2 separate regions of the Homo sapiens genome follow, and region 1 is linked to region 2. A link is a contact called in ENCODE Hi-C or POLR2A ChIA-PET data. All regions are on one chromosome and are shown on one strand. Each heading gives the region's core, a stretch centred on a gene start or an enhancer-like site at or near the end of the contact. The rest is flanking DNA. Distances are from core to core; before and after follow the strand shown. Region 1 overlaps TPGS2 (tubulin polyglutamylase complex subunit 2). Region 2 overlaps FHOD3 (formin homology 2 domain containing 3).

Evidence for each region. Hi-C counts contacts between places; a loop is a spot of excess contacts on that map. ChIA-PET counts read pairs that join two places held with the same protein, here RNA polymerase II (POLR2A). Pooled maps may share reads with other maps.
Region 1: a pooled map of left cardiac atrium shows a loop between it and region 2 (3-fold over the local background). The contact joins two enhancer-like sites. A Hi-C loop is called at or near these places in 5 of 168 maps with a recorded cell type or tissue (K562, body of pancreas, gastrocnemius medialis and 2 more) and 3 of 50 pooled maps. POLR2A ChIA-PET finds 5 or more read pairs at or near these places in 2 of 52 experiments (MCF 10A and Panc1).

The regions. Positions count from the first base shown.
Region 1 is chr18:36,807,902-36,814,085 of GRCh38, reverse strand. It overlaps TPGS2 (tubulin polyglutamylase complex subunit 2), which reads left to right. Exons shown (of 7, transcript NM_015476.4): 3 at 6,152-6,184. Among named protein-coding and RNA genes, the nearest start is that of TPGS2, 18 kb to the left of the region's middle. Within about 2 kb of position 1,502, at least 3 of the 41 ENCODE cell types and tissues checked have a DNase peak (open chromatin) inside an H3K27ac peak, as active enhancers do.
Region 2 is chr18:36,705,335-36,711,809 of GRCh38, reverse strand. It overlaps FHOD3 (formin homology 2 domain containing 3), which reads right to left. Exons shown (of 29, transcript NM_001281740.3): 18 at 2,419-2,715. Among named protein-coding and RNA genes, the nearest start is that of TPGS2, 120 kb to the left of the region's middle. RefSeq lists an enhancer at 4,093-4,594. Within about 2 kb of position 3,114, at least 2 of the 41 ENCODE cell types and tissues checked have a DNase peak (open chromatin) inside an H3K27ac peak, as active enhancers do.

The sequences.
Region 1 (6,184 bases), core at 253-2,752, 100 kb before region 2:
TGGTGAAACCATGGCCCACAGAAACCAAATGATTTGGCAGAATATCTCCTTTTTTTTCAGACTCAGTTTTTCTACAGTCTACAGAGTGGGTTCTGAACCTTCTTGAAGATCTGTTTGTTACACGCCCCACTGTGAATTTATGATAAGCATTTCCAGTAGAAGAAATCATCCTGCGACACCATGTGACTAGTGACCCCCTCACTTCATGCTCTTACTCTGCCTGGGAGATTCTCTGTGTTCTCCACCAGTCAACCCTTCTCTCTAGCACTTCACTTCTTTCTCCTGGCAGCTTCCCCATAGGGGCTTCCCATCTCTTTAAAATTAAAAACAAAAAACCTTCAACGTATATCTCCTTCTAGCTATTTAGCTATTTGTTGCTTTTCATGCCAAGTGTGTAGAAAAGTTGTCTACACCAGGGGTTGGGAAATGTTTTCGTTAGAGGACCAGATAGTTTATGCTCTGGCGTTACAGTCTCTGTCACAACTACTCATTTCTGCCATTGTAGCTGTGAAAGCAGCCATCAAAAGTACTGAAATGCATGTGTGTGACTGTGTTCAAATGAAACATTTTTACAAAAACAGGTGACAGGGTGGATCCAGTGGCCATAGTTTACAAATTACCATCCTTCCTTCATTTCTCAGTTATTCATCCTGCCACAGCCTCTCTTTAGCCATCACCATTCTTGGATACCATTCTGTCAAAATCACTAGGACCTCTTCATGGCTAAAGACTTACTTCATCTCACTTGGTGTGGCTCCTGCATGCCCCACAGTTAGCCACTCCCTTCTCTGCTAGCCTCTCCTCCCTTGGATGCAGAAGCAGAACTCTCTTGATCTTTTCCTTCCTCGCAGACTCTTCCCTCCTAGTTCTCTTTGCCCCTTCAGCTCCACAACACTTACCTATTAAACATTTATCTCTATTTAAATTAGGAATATGTTTGGCTTAAGGAAAGATAAACTAGCAATAGCTTAAGCAAATAGGAATTAATATTTTTCATGTATCAAGTCCTGAGGTAGACAGTTGCAGTTGGTTCATCAGTCCTGACAATGTTAAGCCGTTATCTCTGTAATTATTTTGTCCTTTTTCTTTATGGTGCCTCTGAGTAGAAAAAACACACACTGTTTTTCCTCTCCTGTTACTCCGCAACAATCAACACAGAAAATTTCCATGACCAAATGTGTGTGTGTTGCAAGGGGGAGTTCCCAAACACATCAACAAGCTATCAGTTCTGCAGTGAATACCAGCTGGGTGTCCTCCAATTCAGTTCCGACACTGTCTCCCTGGAGATAGCATCAGATCCCATAGGTTAAGGGCTCAGTCTCACAAGACTGCCCTCACTTCCAATGCCAATTGCAAGTCCCAGGTTGTTTTACCTGTGCTTCTGACCCACCAGCTATAAATTGGGGTTCCCATGACCCCCTCCTCAGGTTCAATTAATTTGCTAGAGTGGCTCACAGAACTCAGAGGAACACTTACTTAACATTTACAGGTTTATTACAAAGGATACAGATGAAGAGATGCACAGAGCAAGGTGTGGTGGGAGGGGCGTGGAACTTCCCTGCCATCCGAGAGCACGCCACACTACAGGAACTTCCATGTGCTCAGCTGTCCGGAAGCTCTTCAAACTCTGTCTTTTGGGTTTTTATGGAGGCTTCATTATGTAGACATGATTGATTAAACCATGGGCCATTGATAATCAACTTACCCTTCAGCCCCTCTTCCCTCCCTGAGGTCAGGGGGTGGGGCTGAAAGTTCCAACCCACTGCCTGCCTTGGTTGTTCTGGTGATCATCCCCCATCCTGCAGCTACCTTGGAGATGCCAGTCATTTGTCAACTCTTTAGCACACAAAAAGATGTCACTTTGGAGATTCCAAGGATTTTAGAAATTGTATGCCAGGAATCTGGGACAGAGACCAAATATTTATTTCACAATATCATAGTGGCAAAATAACTGCTACAGTCTGAGCTATCATTTCCAAGCTCAAAAAACAAAAAAGAGGTAAGGGATGTGGCCAGGCATATCTGTCACCTTTTAACAGGACAGTGAAAGTTTTCTTAGAAACCTTCTGTTTTGGACTTGTGTTTACATTTTAATGTCCAGCAGTAATTGCAGGAGGTTCTGAAAACAAGTATTTAATAGGACACATTGCCATCTCAGACAAAATGAAGGTTCTGCCAAGGAGAAAAAGGAAGGTGGATTTGAATAAGCAATCCATGTGTCTGACACAGCCTTCTCTGCCCCTTCCCTCATTTCTCTTTCTGTTTCTAGTGCCCCACACAGTATTTATCCCATAATAGATACTTAATAAATGTGAAATGAGTAAGTGAATTAGATAAAACGCAAAAGTCAGAAAGAGTGTCGAGCCTTCCCAAGGTTGCCTAACTTCTTTTCCACAAGCAATCCTTAATTGCATTCCTGAGACTCAGGCTACCACACCCACCATCTCTGAAGCAGAGCAGCTGTAGATGCAAAGGCTTCCCCCACTAATTCCCCCAGTGGTAGAATTTTGATGATTATATAAACTTGAGGGTATTACTCTTCTGAAGGTTGCCTCATATGAGCTCTGTCAGACACACAGCTTCACCAAGACTTGTGGTGCCTCTAGACAGGCCAATATTTATATATTTTTTTCTTCACGTATTTTTAGAGGGAGACTAATGGTTCTGTGGAGAAAGGATTTTGGAAAAAGTATGCTACCTTTCCTTTGGCTGTTAAGCAATGCAGCTCTGGCCCCAAACTCTCATACCCTACTCAACAAAACAAAAGGGTTCAGTTAACCAAGCCCTCCACCTCTCCTAAGGTGGGAGTTTGAGAATATATTTGGGAATTCTCTTGGGGATCTCACACCATCCCTCCACAGCTCATCCAGGTTTTCCTCCACTTCATGGAATGTCCTCCCTGAGAAGAGTTTCAGGAGATGCCGTTGTGCTCATTGCCACAATTTCCAGCAATGTTCTCATGCTCCTTGATGGACGTCCTGGGCAGCTCTTCACCTGGCCATGGTTGCAGACCAGCCAGAGAGCCAGCTCAGCATGGACCAGCACCTACAGAGACATTGATTTCTGTCCTTTGGGCCCTATGCTGACCTGATCCTGCATCTGCTCCCTAGTTGGGAAGTGGCCTCTAAAAGTGAGGGGAATAATGGGGTGCAGGATTGTCCAGGAGTAGAAAAGGTGAGTAGAAGGCAATGGACAGCCCCTAGCCCTTCCCTTGAGGCCCAGTGCTATTGGTTTTCTGGAATCTTGTTGATAGCTCCCAAAACAAAAAAGTGGCTCAGGTCCTTCATCTGATGAAGTAGTAACAGAGCTTGTGATGGACTCTTTCTAAAGTAGCTTAAATAAACCATTGTAGATTATCTCAGGAGAAGAAAAGAAAGATTAAAAATTAGGAACTATGTGACAGAATCACCACTGGGCTAGAGATTGCAGATACCATCTTGATGCAATCAGCTGTTAGTTCAGATACCAGTCGTTGTTACTCTCCCTTGTTGGCTTTCTCCCCAGACCCTCTCTCCAATCCTGATATTACCCTCCTCCATTCACTTTCTGCCGATCTTCCTCCTCCCTGCCCTCCTATCACACCCCCCAAAATATAGCCTGGGCATGGATCTGTGTGGGAAGAAGCCCTCTGATGTGGGCAGATTGCTCCCTGTGGAAAAGCAAACTCTTTTCAGGTTGGTTAGAACAGAAATTTTAAAACGGCAGTAACTGAGTCACTGGCCAGAAAAAAAAAATGGTGAGATACGTTAAAATTAGGAGAGGTTGTTTACTTTTCTCTCCAACCTTAAAGGACTGAAGCAAGTATGTGGTCATTTAAATTTTGGTTGTGAACCTTTCTTCCTGGATTTGCCCCACTCAGAAGAGCTACATGCAGTAGGAAGGCTGGAGAACTGCAGGCCCAGCAACTGCCCCAGGGGTGCTTGGGGCAGAAGGGTCTGCAGCAAAAAGCAGCAGAGTCAGGGCCGCTAGTCGTTTAAATTAGAATGACAGTGAGGGATTGATGTTTTTCATGAATTTGGTTTACTTGAATATTTTTATGTATATTAGTATTTGAAATGTGTGTTAAATATTTGATTTCACAGATTTTTTTCTATTTGTATGAATTTTGAATAATTGTAAAAAATATTGGTATAAAATAATACCAAAACTTATTTCTTGGGTGAAATAAATACCATAACAAATGTTATAATTACTATTAATTACTGGAATTATTCAGCCTGTCTTACATATGAACAATGCCAAATAGTCCACCTGCCCTCAGCCTGGATCTCATGGAATCCCCATTAAGAAAGGCGGATAGACAGTAGTTTCCTTGTCTTCACCACTAGATGGCACTAGTGATCAAAATGTCAGAGCAATGCTGTCCTTTTGGGGCGACGAGAGGAGCAAGGACCTTGCAGAACACTGGTAACTGTAGGCTTCCTGTACCAGGGTTTTAGGAGTGGGAGAAAGGCATTCTGCAAGTGCATTTTTTCTTCTGAAAGCACAGATAATGTGGCCACACAGGAGGCACTAGGAGCAAGCCCATTACTCCTAATAATAGGAAAACAAATTAGTCCAAGGAGTCTGAGTCTCTTAAATTTCACATTTATGAGACTGGGTACTAAATAATGGACACAGAAAAAACAAAACTTGATCAGAACATACATTTTAGTTCATAAATAAAAGAAATTTAAAACCTGTTTCATTAAAATGACAGCTGTTGTCCATTTAATAATCTAAAAACATGCTTAAAATCTCCGGCAAGCTTGAAGCTTTCTCTTTATCTATAGTTCCTGAAGATGCTGTGGCTGTGAATAATAATAATTTCCTAGTCTCCTCTCTTCCTGTCAAACTCACACCCCCTCGTACTGCCAGTGTTCTGTATATTAAGTCTTAGAGTTTATTCTTGAACCTAGATTCACAGAGTGATGTGTTCGTCACTCAGCTACTGGCAGAGTTGGGAAGTGAACTCAAATCGTCCTTCTACATGATGCTTTCCCATGCATTGGGTACCTAGAACTGACTGACAGGATGACCTAATGCAGTCCTGACATAAGCAGTTGTCGGTATCACATCTCAGAAGGGTCCAGTAAGCCACAAGCTTGGATAGTTATTAACATGTTGCCTCTTTGCCTCTGTAACTACATCAAGAAGTCACTCTAGGGGGCCCAGGAAATGAATTGGAGAACTCATCCTTTGCACATTCCAGGGATTTGAGTTGGCTAGGGAAGACTGGTCATACACACACACAGATGTGAGTTACTTAGAATGTAGGGCTTGTTCCTGGTATCTCCTGAAGGGATACTAAGTTTCTTCTTTGTTCTCTCCAGCAACGGTTTGGATGATTTCATATCCATGGATATGTGAAATATTTGAGTATATATGGTTACCTTCTAAGAGCTGTCAGAACTTAGACATTGCATAAGTTTTCTGGAAATGATATACTCTTCACTTTGTTTTTTTTTTGAGATGGAGTCTCTCTTTGTCACCCAGGCTGGAGTACAGTGGCACAATCTCGGCTCACTGCAAGCTCCGCCTCCCAGGTTCATGCCATTCTCCTGCCTCAGCCTCCCGAGTAGCTGGGACTACAGGCGCCCGCCACCACACCCTGCTAATTTTTTGTATTTTTAGTAGAGATGGGGTTTCACCATGTTAGCCAAGATGGTCTCCATCTCCTGATCTCGTGACCCGCCCACCTCGGCCTCCCAAAGTGCTGGGATTACAGGCACTCTTCACTTTTAAGATGCTCTCATTTGTCCAATAATTTGTTTCAGAAAATAATATATGACCATGGGTCTGATATGTACGGCAGTGATTGCTTTGCTTGAACATTGTCAGACTTTACCTAGGACTTCCCCTCTTGCCATGTTCCCCTGTCTCCTCTTCAGCTTGTTCCCTTTGAGCTCCTTTGCCAGGTGGCTGCCCATTGAGGCATTATCATGGCAGAGCAGGTACCTGGTTTGCATTAGCTGCTGAAGAAAAAAAAGGCAAACTGGAACTCTGCTTGCAAGACCCCAGTGCCTCTCTAATAGAGTTTTGTAGGTGACTATCAGAGCCTTCCTATTTCAGGGACGTATAACATGCTAAACGTGTCCCCAGTGCCTTAAGCCATAGCCCTGTACCCTCTTTCCCAGCCCTTACCTAACACTTAGCTGCTTTGTGATTCTAGAAGAATAACTGTGTGATGCCTGAAGATGTGAAG
Region 2 (6,475 bases), core at 1,865-4,364:
TTTTCCCAGTCCTTTGGCTAGGGGAATAAGTTTTACTTGGAGCTTCACTGTCATATAATTTAAGTCCAGAGGTTCCTAGGCAGTCTGCATTCTTCTTTCCACTTTTCACAGTCCTCCTCTGATTATTCTGGTATTCTCAGGGTGCTGCTATGTTGGTTGTAAGAGGGAGGACCCAGGAGCAATGAAGCTTCCCCATCTTAGCCAGACGCCTCTTCATTTATTCATCGATTGTTTTGTGAGACCCTGCTAGGAAGTGAGGACTCACGATGAATAGACAGACATCCCCACCCTCACAAAGCTGACATTCAAGTGGAGACAAAGGACAATTATGCAAGTAACTACAAAAAAGTAAAATGTATGTTATGATAAAGCTTCTCACATGCATGCCCTAAAGTAGAACACATTAAACAAAGAAAAATTAAACCACATAACTGGAATGAGACTTTTTCAAGTCCTACAAATTCATTTTTGACATAATCATTAGAAATACGTTTGAGAATAATTTTTTATCTCTAAGGTTGCTCTGTGATTTGACAGCACTCTGAAAAGCAAGAGCTATAATGACATAGCTGCCCGGACTCCACAGTGGCTGATGATGCCTGTGAGCAGTGAGATTTTTTAGGAACCAATAAGCTACAGTAAATAAACATGACCAACTCTCATAACAGCACTGAAGCAAAGCAGAAAAATCATTGCAAAGCCCTAATTTCTGCTTCTAAATACTTGGACATTGCCCACTTTGGTAGAAAGTCAGTGGTTCTTCACTGGGAACGGTTTCCACTTTTGGAAAATTGTCCTTCTTTGGAAGAATATTGGACAATCTGATCCAAGAAAGCCCTGTCGCCTGGTATATTTTTACTAATCCAATTTCTTGATATGTTTTAGGCCTGCTAAACCCAGTTATGATTAATAATTCTTAAAGCTATTCCTAATAAATAAAACATGATTTAAGACCAATCTGATCAATAAGACTTACCCTACACCCAGTATTATGACAATAATTACATTAATATGAATGATAAGAAGAATTTGGGGGACTAACTGTAATCTGACTTTGAAAGAAATTAAGTAAATATCAGTATATATAATACCTCTTGGCACATACATATTCAACCAAATGAAGACACTGGATTTTCAATGCAATAATTCCTAAGATGTAAACTAATAAAGTCTTTTATCTTCTTGTTTTTACTGCATCATAGTGACCAGCAATATAAAGCATAAAATCTAGTAGTATATTCTAACTGGGAAAAAATCCAAATAGTAACTATTTTAGACTACGCCATTGACTGACAGGTCTATTGGAAGACATTCTGGTTTCATTCATTCGTTCATCCATGCTTCTGAGACAATGTATTTTTAATCTAGGAATGAATAAGCCATTCATGGGTCATGGCACTGGTTGGCAGGCCTTTGTAGAGGTGTCATATTGCCCTTTGGGCCTAAGACATCGACTCGAGTGGGTGCCACTCATATGTAGCTTAAGAAAGGCTGGCCCATAAGACATGACTCCACTGGTTAGGAGTGTTTGTTGAGGAAGGAGGCATTCTACCACCTTGATAGCACACAAGTCATGGGTAGGAAAAGTAATCCTGTGGTGTCACAGATCATATGAATTATTCACGATTCCTATAACCCTCTGTGGCACCCTTCTCAAGTCCTTGGTGAGGTTCTTTCAGGCTAAACCAAACCTATAATCTAACATTCCATTTGGTCCCTAATTCTAAAGTTACCATTCATAGGAGAACTGAATGAGTATTAAGTGTAACATCAAAAAGATATACTTCCATAAGGAAAAGCATATACTTTATACAAAGAAAAGAATAGTTATGAGTGTAATATAGAAAACAAATTATCTATATTCCAGTACATCAAATTGACCTCAGTAAACTGTGTACAATTTTTTGGAAATACTCATTCAATCCATTTAAACAAATCTTTCCCAGTCTGAAATGTCCAGTCAAAATGATTAACACACTTCAGTAAACACATTTTTAAAGGAATAGATGACAATGTGACAGTTTCTAAACTTATATCAAAAACGGAAAAAGCCTTACTATTATCAACCTTACTATTATTCACAATGGAACAGTCAGGGGGAAGTGAGAGGTTTCTCTTCTGGGGCTTATTCCTCAGGAAAAGCCCTCCTTATCGGGGCCCTTTTCCCCAGGTGTGGAGGTGATGAATGTGATGGTGTGGCAGACAGTTTGGGGGCTGTCTTTCTACAGGGCAGAAGGCTGCTGGCTGGCTGCCAGCGTGGCCACACTCCTTGTCCCCAGACACTGGGTGACACAGCCACATGAGTGGGTTGACCCAGGTCACCTCAGAGGCCAGCCTGTGGACAAGCTCTTAGAGAACCAGCCCCTGCACCCCAGGCCTCCCTGGCACATGCCGACTGAAACAAGGGGCTTCATTTACCAGTTGTCCTGTCCCTGGAGAGCTTGTCCTCCTTCTCCTCCCTCTCCAACGTGCTGCTGGAGGACGAGACGCTGGAGGCAGAGCAGTTGTCCCTCTCGTTCACCCCCTCGTTCTGCCTCTCTTTTTCACTGAGGGAGGCTCTTTCTTCCGGCTCTTGCTCTAGTGCCTGCTCCACTTCAGTCTCTGCACCCTCGTGGGCAGAGGCTATGTCCTGGCCAGCTTCATCAGCAACCTGCCCCGCCCCTGCCTCTGCTTCCGGTTCTGCCTCTGATTCGGGTTCAGGATCCCCGGCACTTGCTGGTGGAGACAACAATGGAGATTATATTGACGACAGATTTCTTGGAAGGGTGAAGTGAGGTGAGAATGAATGTGAGGTTGATTTCTCTGTGGTGGACAGATGTCCAAAGATGGCCCCCAAGAGACCTATGCCCTGGTTATTCAAACACTCATCGAGGCAATGCTGTGAAGGGATTGTGCAGATGACAGGAAAGTCCCTAGTCAGTGACCTTACGATATGGAGGTTTACTAGATGAGTTGGATCCAATCAGGAAAGGCTTTTAAAGGCAGAGAGTTTTCCAATTGGCAGCAGAAAAGGAAGTCAGAGATTCGAAGCAGGAGAAGGATCTGCCACATCACTGCTGCTTGACAGGGAATGCAGGTGGCCTCTAGAAGCTGAGAACCACCACTGGTCAACAGCCTACCAGGAACAGGGACTTCAGTTCTGTGGGCACAAGGAACTGGATGTTGCTATCACCCTCAATGAGGCTGGAAGTGGACTCTTCCCAGAGTCTCCCAATAAGAGCCCAGCCAGCCGCAGCCTTAATTCCAGCCTTGTGGCAGTGGACAGGCAAGGTCAAGAGCTCAGCTGAGCTGTGCTAAACTTCTGACAGATGGAAACTGTGAGATAATAAACGAGTGTTGTTTCCAATCGCTATGTCTGTGGAAACTTGTTACACAGCAATACGAAACTAATATATAACCTTTTTGCCTGTTTAGGGAAAGAGAAACAAAATCCATGGTGGATCAAGCTGATGAAAAACAGCTAATGTGTCCTGAAATCAGTTGGCTGAACCAGTGAGGTTCATCACCCTTTTCTTGGGTTATATTTGCTCATAATGTGAAGTTAGTTTGAGATTTTGAAAGCAGTTTGGAAGAATCACTCATGGTCACAGTCTATTTGCAAACCTATCAACGCTGGAGATTTGATGCTGTCACTGAGGTAAGATGATCATGTTCTCACTCGTGTGACACTCTAGGGAACAGGGAAATGGCACAATCTGGCTTATGCTTTTTTAAAATTTTTTTATTTTTATTTATTTATTTTTTCTGAGCAAAACCCTCAGCTATGAGCTGTGGATGTGTAGCAAAATGATCGAGAATACACAAAATTCTGAGCCAACTGCCACACATGAAGGCTGGAGGAGGGTGGCTCACTCTTAAGGGAACTGCCCTCAGGCTGAGCAAAGCCCACTCTTCTGGAACCCTGGCAATGCACTCTAAGGGTGTGTGCTTGAACCCTAGGTACACACTGCTCAAAGCAACACAGAAATTCTGGCAGGGTCTACGCATGGCAGGGGCTGGAAGGGACCTGCCCAGATTCCATGAGAACACGCAGATCAGGGCAGCTCTCTGTGGAGGCATCCTGCGGCACCAGGTAATGGGCACGGCTGGCCATGGGGTGCACAGAACCAGCCCCCCAGCAGGCTGGGCATGGGCATTACTAAGGGAAAGGGACATTCAGGCCTCACTAGGCAGGGGGCCCAGCTAACCCCAGCTTCCCAGCAACTCATTCTTCAGGACCCACGGGGCCATCACCCCCCAATCCTTCATCTGCTCTCAGGCTGCCATCCTCTGAGGATGAGTCAGGGAGTTAGCTGGGCAGGGAAGATGCAGTGGAGCAGATGAAATGTCACCTTTCCTGATATTCCTGGGCAACTTCCAAATCCCACTCCTCCGTGGAAATGTCCCCAAGTGCCAGGTAGGAATTTGGGGGTGGAGGAGTAAATTCCTCTCCTTTGATTACAGGTTGTGCATCTTCTACTGGGAACTCCAGCCTGGGGCAGGAACCTGCTTCCAGGGAAGGCTGGAGGACATGGGGAGGGGCAGCAAAGACCCCCCTGCAGCTGAGGGGCTGTCCCTCCTGGGCATCCCAAGAGGGGAAGGCTTTAGGAACTGGAGATCTGAGGGCATAGTTTCCAGACAGAGATTCATGGGTGGCAGTTACAGAAGGAAGCCAATGGGCACACAGCTGTGAGGCCACGTGTCTGAGAATGAGAGCATCATACACTCTTCCTTAAAAGTAAAAACTGTGCTGGGTCATGGGATGGAGTGAACAGGCCTTTTAGAAACATTCCCTTTGGTACTGAAGGAATTTTTATGGTAATTTCTTTTTCATCTGATAATAGAGTATTTAGGAGAGATACAAAACCCCATTAATTTTACAAGCATGGCAAGAGCACAGCCTCAGCAGCGGCAGCGTCATCATTTGGTTGACAGAAAGCACATGTTTTTGCACACATGGACTTCAAAATAGCCACATCAAAACAAAAATGTGTTTCCAACAGCCCAGCATGTGGCATGGACTGAAGTTTTAATTGGTAAGCATATGGTGAAAACCAGCAAGGGCCCCTCCTGGCGGCTTCATTACAGACAGGGACATGGGGTCAGTTGGCTGCCATAAGCCTGTGTCTACTCACCACCCCAGGGATCTGGGCAAAGTAGGGAGGCTCTGTGATTGATGGCTATTTGACTTCAGCCTGCGGGTGTGCACTGCCATGTTCCATTCCACTGAACATGCAGGACTCTACCCAAGCAGCGGCTCTGGCCCTGATTAGGCTGCCTGGGCAGGTGTGCTAACAGACACGCGAGCTCTGGAAAAGCCACACTCTTGTGGGGGAGGAGTACAATTTCATCCCAATACACTAGGGCCTAACTTCTTGGAATCAGGTATTTCAATTTGTGATTTCAACCACTGGGGTGGTATCTTTTTTTCATGACTGCTGGGGAGGTAGTAATCGGCAAAGTCATCTCCTGCCCAGAATACATGACTCAGTGTCTACAAGGTCTGATTGCAAATCTGAGGCCATCCTAATGATGAACAAATTAAATAACTGTCACACACATTCAAGTCAAGCAAAACTGCCAGGGTCCACGGCAGAGCCCTTCTCTAGCTGTCTTAATCAAACACAGGAAAGTTGTCTGAGGGCCAAGACCTTGCCTTCCTCTCCTGCTGGAGGGCCCCAGCGTGGTCCTGGGGCCAGCGTCTGCTCACAGCATTCTTACTGATACTCAGGAAGCACCCAGGACAGCCCTGAGACTCCACACCGAACTCCAGAACATTTCTCCTCCCCTTTCCCATTATCTTTCAGCAGGATTTCCCTCACTCATACTTCTCTCCGTGCACACACACACACACACACACACACACACACACACACACACACAGTTCCTTCTGAGTGTCTCTAAGCCAGGTCTGCTGCCCTCTGGGAAAATGCAGGAAAACGTCTCATTTATACCCACCAAGTCCCGAGGAAACGGGAGAAACCATATAATCCTGTAGGAAAAGTCCTAAAGGGAGCTATGACCTTTGGCAACAACTAGGGAGAAAAGGTGCTTGTTTCCCTCCTAGGAATGTTTACAACTTCTCACTGTTACCAGTCCCAGAATTTAATGAGCCTTTCTCTGGCCTGAAAATGTGGTGTTGGTGGTGAAAGACAGACACAGCGACCCATGAGACTGACCTAGCTCTGTCACAGAGGCTAGAGAGAAGCAGATTAGAGAGGATCCTGAACAACCTGCCGTGATATCCGTGTGGCAAAAGTGAGTGAGCTCTGCCACCAGTGGGCACAGGGAAACCCCCACCTCTCAACTGCCAGCAGACACAATAACGAAAATACTTTTGTAAGAGTGATGGATGTGTAAGATAAAATGCACGGTGCCCTGGGAAGGCATGGCAAGGGTCTTTGGCAAGGCCTGGAACGTAAGTCTCTGTGGCAAAATGATGTTTGAGTCTCAAGGGGTAAAAATGAGTTAAAAGGGGGGAAATGCTGAGAATGCC